Linked DNA regions of Homo sapiens: all the other regions are linked to region 3. The links are chromatin contacts, found by Hi-C or POLR2A ChIA-PET in ENCODE. All regions are on one chromosome and are shown on one strand. The core of a region is the stretch at or near the end of the contact, and the rest is flanking DNA. Distances in the headings are between cores, read along the strand shown. Region 1 has its middle 130 kb from the start of VGLL2. Region 2 has its middle 98 kb from the start of VGLL2. Region 3 holds the start of VGLL2 (vestigial like family member 2).

Region 1 (3,726 bases), core at 1,118-3,617, 130 kb before region 3:
ACAGTTTGCTAGAGGATGAAACATGGAACAGAGAGCAAGGCTGCCCAATTATCCCAGCTGAAGCCCCAGTTATGTGAGAGAATTCAGCCAAGATTTGCAGTGCTGCCTTGTAGAGCTGCTGCCAACCATAGACTCTTGAGTGAGTTCAACTGATTGCAGACCAGGCTAGCAGAACTGCCCATCAGGCCTGCTTACCCAATGGAAAATAGGAAATTGTTCTTAAGTTACTAAGTTTTTGGAGTGATTTTTTACACAGTCATAGCTAACCTACAGGTTTCCTTATTAGGCTATTAGCTATAATAGCACTGTAACACATCTAGGGTAGATGATTTGGAGAGAAAGTAACTCATTATATACATTTACATTCTTCTGCTGTTTTTATATTTACTTCAAGCCTTTGTAATGGAATCCATGAAACAGTCTTAAAAACTTCAATAAAAGTTTTTAAACAAAGTGAGAATGCTGAATGGGAGATTATTTTATTTTATTTTATTTTATTTTATTTTTGAGACAGTGTCTCGCTCTGCCACCCAGGTTGGAGTGCAGTGGTGTGATCTCGGCTCACTGCATGCTCCGCCTCCCGGGTTCACGCCATTCTCCTGCTTCAGCCTCCCGAGTAGCTGGGACTACAGGCGCCCGCCACCATGCCTGACTAATTTTTTGTATTTTTTTATTTTTTCAGTAGAGACGAGGTTTCACTGTGTTAGCCAGGATGGTCTCAATCTCCTGACCTCGTGATCCACCCGCCTCGGCCTCCCAAAGTGCTGGGATTACAGGCATGAGGGAGCTTATTTTTACCATACGAAGATAGTCCTAAAGATGATCCTAAAAAGAAAAAAAAAAAACCCTCCATCTTACATACATCCGTTCTTCCCCCTGCCAACTTACAACCTACACTCAGTTTCCAGTGGTACAAATTGTCCACCAGCATCAGGCAGGCAGCCTGATAAGAGTCTTAATAGGACCCCTGCTGATGCGCATCTCTGTTCTCTACTCAGCTGTCCCATCCTGCAGCTACAGTTCTAAAGTTACAGGACAGTTTCTAACTTTGTGCTTGTCCCAAGGCATCAGAACCAAGGCACATGATTTGTAATTTATGAGGACACCCACAGAGCTGTCACTTGCAAGGCAGGTGTTGGGAAAATGGCAAGCAGCTCTAGGAAAGAAAAGAAGTCTGATCTCACCCCTGAATAATGGTGGCCAACCTAGTCATGGATAGGAAGCGTTGACATAAGCGAGCTTTAAAAATAAAGCAATGGCTCATCTTGCTAAAGGCACTCTCTGTCTTTACGCAGTTAAAGGTAACAGAATTTAAGTAATCTATGAACAAATTAGGCATTGTGTTTACCTGAGGCATCTTGTTTACTTTTGAACTATGCTTTGCCATCTAAACTGCCAATTTCAGGTATCCTATGGATAAACAGGACAAATCAAAATTCAAATCAATAGTCCCACAGAGTGCAAAGGATAACGATCTCCCAACCTCCCTAAATAAAAAATACAATGTGGAAACCAAAACAAATTAACTCAAGAGCTAGATTAAAGGAATTTTAATAAAAACATTTAAAAATACAAATTGTCAATCAATATGTTAGCTGCCTAATATTTTTGTGTCAACTGAGTTTGGTCTCATTGCAGCTTATTTTAAATTCCAATTTATGGTAATATTTCAGAGACTAATAAAGTGTAATTTAATCTGAAATTGATTTAGATGGAGTGGAAGTCTATTTATAAGTAAAAGTAGAGTGAAAGTCTTGAGGCATTTTCAAAGCGCCACAAGGCACACATTGCTACTCTGGATGGAAAGAATATCAGCTAGGAAGCAATCTGAGCTGCGAAACCAAATGACATCATGATGAAAAGGTTCCAAGATTTAAAAAGTATTGCTTACTGATAGGCAGCTCAGCTTTCCATCTTGGGCCTGAGAGTTCCAGTGGGATGTCTGTGTTACAATGCAAGTCTAGCCAACTTCACACTATGGGAAAGCCACAATGATCATAGAGAATCAAATATCAGGAGATTGCTGGTTGCAATTGGAACTTTCACATTACCAAACTAGAGGATTTTTTTCCTTCCTTTGGTAAGGACAGATCGGATTGGCCGATATTTCTCATTACCACATTCTTAAAATCTTCCTTCCTTATAACTTGCATCCTGGTATTGACAGCTCACATCCTTCTTACAGATTTCTTTATGTTGCCTACTAACAAAGAGTCCACAAACCACCCAATGACATAATCCATTGTGTCCTGCACCCTCCTGCCTCTACCATAAATGATCAGGGCTGAAAAGAACAGTTAAGGAGGTTCTGGAAAACTCCAAGCCACATATTTGGCTCTTAGCCTGGAAAAACTCCTGACAGAAAGCCTGTCTGGTGCCCTTGGCAGAGCCCCACAAGATCTAGTAAAATGCCAAAGAGGAGGCAGCATGACATCAAGAGGGAAGTGTATTGTAAAGCAAAAGTGTTACACCTGGCCAAGGCAGATTTGAGAAATTATTATTGACTGGTTGGATGACTGCAATATAGGTATAAAAACACAGAGCCAGTATTCTTGTGTCAATTTTTATTTGGTGGTTTCAGACCAAACTTCCTTCCTATTTATTTGGCTTTTTTTCTAAGAAGTGGAATATAGAGTCTTGAGGAAAATGAAAGGATATCTCTGAGCTGCCCTTTTCCTTCTTTGCAAGAATCCAAAGGGAAGACAAAGAGATTGAAAGCTCAAGGAGGAAGTCACTAAAATAGCTGGAGAACATCCAATATTTCACATTGAATCTCAGCTCAGCAACTGTGCACACCAGCTTGATCTCTGTTGTAAGAGCCTCTGAGGTTGGATTCTTCCATTGTTGTCCTCCTATCTTATCTACCTTCACCATCCCACATGTTGGACTGATCTGAAAGTGTGAGATCCTAAGGAGGTGTGAAGGGGGAAGGTTTGTCCTGAACACTCAGCTGTTGGAAAATCTCTAAAGATCCACTAGCAAGCCAAGTATTTTAGAATGCTCTGCATTTCATCAGAATGCATGTTCATGAACAAACACCAAGAAACTTCAAGCCTGAGGGCTTGAAGAGTAGGAGATGGTGGAAACAGCCATCAACTTATACTCAGACTTAAAAATCTCTGGCTTATCTGCAAGGTCTGCTTCAGGTTAATAAAAGAACACATTAAAACCTGAATTTTACCATTCATTATATATTCTTCATTATTACAGAGATGACGATAAGGAAAAAGCTCAGATGTCTTGATGTGTTGATAAAGGACCTAAAGACAAATACAAATGATGTTAGGTTTCTGGTCTTTTAAACCTGAGTACGAACAATGCTTTGGCCACTTATGGGCTATGTGAACTTGGTCAAATTACTTTATCTCTCTGAGCCTCATTTTCCTTATCTGCAAATAGGGAAAAATGCTTACTGTGTGGTATTATGATAAAGATGAATCAAGATGATATATGTGAGGCACCTAGGAAAATAATAGTCTATTTTTATCACATGGATTGACTTATTGCTATTAGCTAGTTGCCTTTTAACATGGATAGGTATATTTATTTAACAAATATTTATTTCTCACCTGCCATAAGCCAGGCATCCTTTAAAATAAGTTATCTTGAAAAAAATGAAAACATACATTAGTTAAAAAACCCAAGAAGATTTTTATCATCTCTTTTACATCTGGCTCCATCCAAGGCATTTAGGGAATATAAAAGTGGAATACTCAAATGTGTAGA
Region 2 (3,529 bases), core at 462-2,961, 98 kb before region 3:
AGTAATACTGTCACATTTACAAAGTCAGGCTGAGACTAAGTGACTCAAGAGACTGATAACAAGATATAAAGCTTTTCACCTCCAAGCCTCTGTCTTTAATCAGGCCAGGTCCATGTTGTTGGCCAAGACCTGGCAGAACCCTGAACCAGGGGTCATTATCAGAATTGGCCTGATAAGACTCCACATGGGAAGAGCTATGAGGACAGTAAGGCCAGACGCTGGGTTTTCATAAACAAGTAAAGGGCCAAAGAGCTGAATGTGGTCAATAGAGATGGTCAAAGAGCAGGTGGTAAAGGTTTTAAAGGAAAAATAAAATTTTTATTTTTCCTTTAAAAAGAAAGGAAATGCCTATGGCATGGCAGAAAGGATGGCCATCCCCACACTAGAGAGGGCTACTTTGTTCCTTCTTTGACACCAAGAGCCAGTGATAAAGGTCTGGAGAGAGGTGTGATTGTTGTTAGGTGTGACTGCTAATTTTGTGTACCAACTTGTCTAGGCCAAGGTACCCAAATATTTGGTCAAACATTATTGTGGACGTTTCTATGAAGATATTATTTAGATGAGAATAACATTTAAATCAATAGACTTTGAGTAAAGCACATTGCCCTCCAGAATGTGGGTGGGCCTCATCCAATCAGTCAAAAGCCTCAATAGAAAAAGACTAAACTCTCTCCAGAAGAAGAGAGAATTCAGCCAGCAGCCTGCCTTAAGACTGCACCAGCAACACCACCTCTCTTCTGTGTCTCCAGCCTGCCTGCCTATTATGCAGATTTTGGACTTGCCAGCTTCCATGATTGCGTGAGCCAATTTCTTAAATCTCTCTCTCCAATCCCTCTGTTTTGCCCTATTGTACTCCCTTTTTCCACAACGTCCAAACCCATAAAACATTTATCCATACTTGTATGCCTTCCCTTTTTTTGAGTGCAAGAGATGTCTCTGCTCCTTTCCAGTGATGATCCTTGCTGTTAAGCTCACATCTACCTCCTATTGAGTCCTTCAGCAACTTGACTTAAAAGTATTTTCCTTTTTTGCTTGAATATCATGTCTCTGACTTCTCTACTGACTGTTATCTTTGAATATACACCCCTGCTCAAGGTGCTTTCATCCAAAAAAATTCTTACTTCAACCTCGCCTGAATCATAAGTGAACACCACAACTCTATCTTCCCTCCCTACCAGACTTTCCTCCCTAATTTCCTGTTTATATTCTATCCCCCACTCTACTGAAAACATTGTTAATCACCATAATGATAACTGAATTTTAACATGCCTATTATGGACACTTTATAAAAAATACTTTGTTTTTAACACAGCTTGTGAAGCAGATAGTATCATTAACCCTATCATTTGTAAAAGAAAATTAAGGCTTAAAGGCATTAAGTAGCTTCTTCAAGATGACACAGCTATCAATATTTAAACCCGAGTTGATGTGATGTCTTTTAACATCTAGTTCTGCTTGCTTACTCATTGGCATTTTCTGACATTCCCTGACGTTACAGTACCCATTCCCCTGTCTCTGTTCTCTTTTGCAAGCTTCTGTTTGCCCACTGGGGGAGCTTGCGCCCTACTATTTTTCTGTTGGCGATCCACAGTTTCCTTAACAGCAGATCCACTAGCAGAACAGCTTCAGTGACTCTGCCCTCAAGTTGAGTGTGCTGCCTGTGAGGCACAGGCATGTGGCCACTACAGAAGCATGGTCTGAGAAAGGGAAGGCTGTCTGCACCTGCTGTGTCCAGCCAGGCTCTGAGTCATGCGGTGAGTCCCTAGTGGAAAGTGAGGGAAGCAGAGGGGCAAACGTGGGCATGCCTTCCACACCCTTCAGGGAATGCAGAAAGAAACCAAGACCAAGAAAGAAGAGCAGCACAGCCGGAAGAAAAGAAAGGCAACCCTGAATACAATCCTAAGAATTTAGTTTCATGAAGAGAGCATGACCCTCTAACCACACTTACTTAGAAGGAAGCTGGCTTACCACCAGAAAAGGCTGTTGTGTACCAACAGTAGTTTCACCACCGTGCAAAGAATGCATTCCTTACACGCAGCTGCAGCATGCCAAGCTTCCAAGCTTTCCCTCGGGCTATCATCTAAAATAGACTCATTCCCATGAATGCTCTCAATTCTGAAAAATACCTGGTTTTCCTCTCCAAAACATGTTTAACTTTTAACAGGTGCCTCCTGTGCCCAAAGGAGTAATTATAGTGAAGCCCTCAGGCATCTTTCCTGACCAGTGACAGGATATTCGGTGGGATACCAGGTCAAGCTGGATAGACATTTATCTTGTTCCCTTAGAGATAAGTCCTGGTTAAGGTTGTAACCCAAGCATTGCCTAATTCCACATTGGATCCATCATCCATGAATTTAGGTACACATCTTTGATTCCATTTGCATTTTCACATTCCTCCTGGAATCCAAAGTCTAATCTTCCCATGCCCTGGGATAGGAAGTGGAGGCACCATCACTGCAGAGATTTGGCCTCTCCCATGGAAGCCATTATGCTCCTGATCCAGAGCTTTGTGGCACCCATTTCCCCCACTTATGTGAAGAGGCTGTCAAAAAGCTTCTCTTAGCAAAGCAGTGTTGGGTTACCAACAGCTGGTAACTGTTCTCTGCAGCCAGGCTGCAGGCTAGTGGGCAATTACGGGTTAAATGTGTGAGGTTGGCTGTGGGTGGCTGCTCTATAACCTGGGCCTCCTGGAGACATGATGCCTTAACTGGAGGATGGCTCTCATGGTAGGAATTACAGAACCTGGCAAGACGGCAGGGAGAGATATTTCAGGGCAGTCAGGCTTTCCAGAACCCAAAATAACAACCAGTAAGAGGCGGCCTACATGGCCCCCACAGAAGGTCAAGCCACCCCTGCTCTGTCAGCATGAACCCTTTGAATCATCTCAACACTTTCTGTTTAGCCAAGCTCTCCCCTCTCCCTGCCCACCATCCTTCTCAGGCTTCAGAGTTATCTTTGAAATGGAGAGGCAATCAGGAATCATTTATCTTTTTACTTAGACTTGATAGAGAATGTCAAATGGGTAAGGCACAAGCTACTGGGGAGACAGCACCCTCCTCTGATCACAGGACTGGAGAAGCTCAATGCTGAGGCAGTCATAGAGAGCTGGCTAGAACTCACATTACCACGATTGCTCCCACAAATCCCAGTTATCCCAAGGATACCGAATCTGTTCCTTGAACCACTGCTCCTTTTCCCTCAAAATGAGTGATGTAAGTATGACAATCATCCACACACAGGATTCCTCTCCCACCACTCACTTTCCATTCCTGCTAGAGGCTCCAAGACACAGCCAGTTAAGCTAAAGATTCCCTGGATTCCCCACAACATAGCAGCTGTGCTTCAGAGAGGTGCTGCAGCTTGTTATGAGAGATGCCACGCGTGGTTCCCGGAGGGTGTATTTTCAATTAATCTGGATGCTTGGCACACTCCAACCATGAACAGAAGCCCAAGGTAGAAATAGATGCCATGACTGGTTTACTCAGAAAGTGTTGAAAATGTTTAATCAATTAATGGTGATAATAAAGAG
Region 3 (3,474 bases), core at 921-3,420:
TCCCCCTGCACAACACTGCCAAGCCCAGGCTGCTCGAAAAGGAGCCGGCTTCAGCCACCGATGTTCACGCCCAGAGATGTCCAAAACGGAACCTCCGTGTCCAAGGAGGGACTGCGGGACTTGCGCGAAAGTGGGGGACCGGACCCTCCGGGGCCACACCCGCCCGCCCCGTGGAGTCCCTGGTGCGATGGTTGCGTTGACACCTGTACTCCTGCGGGCCTGGGTGAAGCCGACCCAGCAGAAAGGGTGCGCAGCAGCGGCCAGCGAGACTGGGACCTGAACTCCCCATCTCCCGCACACAGAAGAGCGTACTGTGGCTCTTTGGATGAGGGTTTCCTCTCTTGCCCCAAAGAAAATGATGATAGGTGGTTGTACCTATCTTCAGAAACGCCTAGGGAGGGCACATTGGGGTGGAGGTGGGATGGATGTTCTGCTTCACCCTTGCGCCTGGATAATCAGAAGCTCCAGAAGCTGGCAGATTTCATCCAACAGGCAGCTTGGCCCCTAAAAAGAGGCTTGCATGGAAATGTACTAGAAGAGTGTCTTTATTTTAACTTTTCATTGATTAGAAAACTTTACATAGATTACATTGTTGTTAATTAAGGAAATTGTCGAATCGCTCAAGATGGCTCACCAGTTACAAGCATTTGGAGACACGGAGCCATTTCCCATCTATAAATTGGGCAACACCAAAACTGCAACCCTAAAACAATTTGGCTTAAAATACTCACTTTTAAAACACAAATAGATCTTCAAGGGTTCATTTATTCACAGTCTTATAGCCTGAGACTCTATAAAGACTTTCTGTTGTATTTAAGCTGGGGAATAACTAGGGTTTGAAATCCATGCTGCCTCTTTCTTGAGTCTAGACTCTTAATGCTCCCAACCTGTTCCCTTGGTCCCCCCAAGTCTGGCCCGCCTCTATTCCCGTAATGCCCCTTCCGCCACCTGACCCAGCCATGGAGATAGCCTTGTCTCAATGCATTCCTAAACTTATAGAACTGAAGACTCCACTGTTACACCCCCTTTCCAGAGGGCTTGGTGGGGGGTAGGCTTGAGAAGGATGGGTAGGGTCGCAGGAAGGAGGGCGAAGCCAGCAGACCTCTCAGGGAGGGCCGGAGAGAGAAAGGGGTGAAGGTTTTATAGTTGGAGTGCATATACTTCCAGCTCTCCAAAATGAAACATACCATCGCAGCTGGTATTACCGGCTGAATAGGCAGCAAAAGACCTCTCTGTGTACGGGTCCTAGTATGCTTCTTCTTAGCGCCAACGAGTCCTTGTCCCCAAAGTTGCCAAAACTTTAAAGGACCCCGGCCAAGGAGACCCCAGCATGAAAAGCCAGACATCCGAGGCCGGGTAAAGCCTCCTGGACTCCTCGAAAGCAGCTCACACCGGGAGCAGCCGGAAGCGGGCGCGATCTATGCGAAGCTAACGGGTTCCGGTGGAGAACATCAAAGAGAAAGGAGCAGGATCGAACTTTAGAGGGGCAGAAGGGCACGGCCCAAGAGAGCAGAATTGGGGTGTGGGACAGGCGGCGGGAGGACCAGGTTAGAGGGAGCGAAAGGAAGTGGATTAGAGGACAGCGGTTACAGGTTTCAGCCACTGCCATTTCCCCGCAGAGGTAGCTCTTCTGCGCCCTGGAGGGGTACCCGGACTCCCACATCCTGTCTGCCACGACCCGGACTCCCTAGGGGATTCCAAGGGACAGCACCGTCCTCCCCATACATCATCAGGAACCGAAAGCAGAGAATTTGCCCCACCTCGGCACTTCTGGAAGCACCCACTCAACTACAGTATGAGACAAGGGCTTTCCTAAGAGACCTTTCTCCAACTTTCTTTCTCTGCGTGTATGAGCCCGGATCCCTTCGTCCCCGCCTCCTTCTCTCTCTCTCTTTCTCTCTCTCTCCTATTTTGTCCTGGGAGATTCCTACTCGCGGTGCGAAGCCTCGGATCCGCTGGGAACCGCATAGTCTCCGGCACCCTTGGCCGCATGCTTGTCAGAGGTGGGCCCCGGGAAACACACTCGCTGCCCCTCCAACAAGCGTCCCTCGCTCCCCATTGGCCCCCCGGTCCCCGCCCCCCACCGCCCCCTCCCGCTCCGCAGCCCCCGAGTGGCGTCAGCACGCCCGCCGGGCATGGGCTTTAAATGCCCACTAGCGGGAGCTCAGGCGCTTCTGCCCTGGAGCGCGGTCGGGAGTAAAATCGCAGGAGTGGGAGGGTAGCGAGCCAGCTGGATTCCGAGCCGCGGAGCGCGCTGGCTTTGCTCCGCCTGATGACTCCAGAGCGCGGGTCCAAGCGCCGCCCATGCAGCACCCCTGAGCTCCGGGGAAGGAGAGTTAATGAAAAAACACTTAACCGTCTCCGCTGCGGAGAGTCATGAGCTGTCTGGATGTTATGTACCAAGTCTATGGTCCTCCGCAGCCCTACTTCGCAGCCGCCTACACCCCCTACCACCAGGTACGTGTCTCCTCTGGGGACTTTGGGAAGGAGTGCGCGCCCCCCGTTTGCGGCGGCATGGCCTGTACGCCAAGGTCTGCTGTGCCTCCGCGCGTCTCGGGCGTCCGACCACGACCGGCGCAGCCGGGATGCGGGGATTGCCGGAGCCGCCCCCAGTTGGTAGTGCAATTAGCTAACCCCTTTAGCTCGCCTGTTTGCTCTCGGGAAGCAGCTAAGCCCTGCTAATGTGAGCCTAGGTCTTCCCTGGAATAATCAGAGGAAGATGGCACGGGCTGGATTTTCTTCTTAGGGTCTGTCGGACTCCAGATTCTTCCAAGCCAGGTGCAGGTACCAGGAAATGCAGGCAAAGCTGACGCAGGAAAAACCAAACTTTGGTCCCAATGGTGAGAGTAACAACAAAACCAAAAGCGAAGGCCAGCCAGCCTCTTTCTGAGATGCAAGGGCCGGTGTTCTCATCCCTGCAAGTTTATCTCAGGAATAATTTCTTCCGTTTCAATTCTCTGGCGACCAGGGCAATTAATTCCAGATCCAGAGAATTCATTTCAAAGAGCACCGCGCAGTTTTATAATTTTTTCCTTTGCGAAGTTCTGGGAGCATTATCCGGAGTGCGAATGACCCGGCAGAGGCGAGCCTGATAGACAATACTTTGCCTTTCTCCAGCCTGAGTAGGTGAATGGGGAAGCCCTGCTTCCAACAAACACTTTAAGAAGACCACTCAACCCGGGTTCTGCAAACTCTTCAAGTTCCATTTAATTCTGCCAGTTTCTCTTGTCTTCAGGCTGCGTCTGTTTGAACCATTTTCCTTCCATTTCCTCAGCTGAGGTAGCAGAAACTGAGGACAGTAGTGCAGGAAAAGAATGAAATCATACACCTGGGAGGCTGTAGGGGTCCCCTCCAGGTTGGAAAGTGAGAGCTTGGTCACCTGCTTTGGGGAAATTGAAATACACCCCAATGCCCCAGTGGATGCTTTTGCTAATTTTGCCTGCAAATTTAAAATGTCTATTCGAAAATTTCCCG

The links. Hi-C counts contacts between places; a loop is a spot of excess contacts on that map. ChIA-PET counts read pairs that join two places held with the same protein, here RNA polymerase II (POLR2A). Pooled maps may share reads with other maps.
Region 1: a map of gastrocnemius medialis shows a loop between it and region 3 (9-fold over the local background). The contact joins the enhancer-like site here to the promoter of VGLL2 in region 3. A Hi-C loop is called at or near these places in 3 of 168 maps with a recorded cell type or tissue (cardiac septum, gastrocnemius medialis and psoas muscle) and 4 of 50 pooled maps. POLR2A ChIA-PET finds 5 or more read pairs at or near these places in 1 of 52 experiments (Panc1).
Region 2: a map of cardiac septum shows a loop between it and region 3 (2.1-fold over the local background). The contact joins the enhancer-like site here to the promoter of VGLL2 in region 3. A Hi-C loop is called at or near these places in 1 of 168 maps with a recorded cell type or tissue (cardiac septum) and 1 of 50 pooled maps.

The regions. Positions count from the first base shown.
Region 1 is chr6:117,136,769-117,140,494 of GRCh38, forward strand. No RefSeq gene overlaps it. Among named protein-coding and RNA genes, the nearest start is that of VGLL2, 130 kb to the right of the region's middle. Within about 2 kb of position 2,368, at least 2 of the 41 ENCODE cell types and tissues checked have a DNase peak (open chromatin) inside an H3K27ac peak, as active enhancers do; they include gastrocnemius medialis, where a contact is called at or near this core.
Region 2 is chr6:117,166,165-117,169,693 of GRCh38, forward strand. No RefSeq gene overlaps it. Among named protein-coding and RNA genes, the nearest start is that of VGLL2, 98 kb to the right of the region's middle. Within about 2 kb of position 1,712, at least 4 of the 41 ENCODE cell types and tissues checked have a DNase peak (open chromatin) inside an H3K27ac peak, as active enhancers do.
Region 3 is chr6:117,263,388-117,266,861 of GRCh38, forward strand. It overlaps VGLL2 (vestigial like family member 2), which reads left to right and starts at 2,171. Exons shown (of 4, transcript NM_182645.3): 1 at 2,171-2,457. The coding sequence starts at 2,377. It overlaps LOC105377964 (a long non-coding RNA gene), which reads right to left and starts at 1,687. Exons shown (of 2, transcript XR_942911.3): 1 at 1,188-1,687.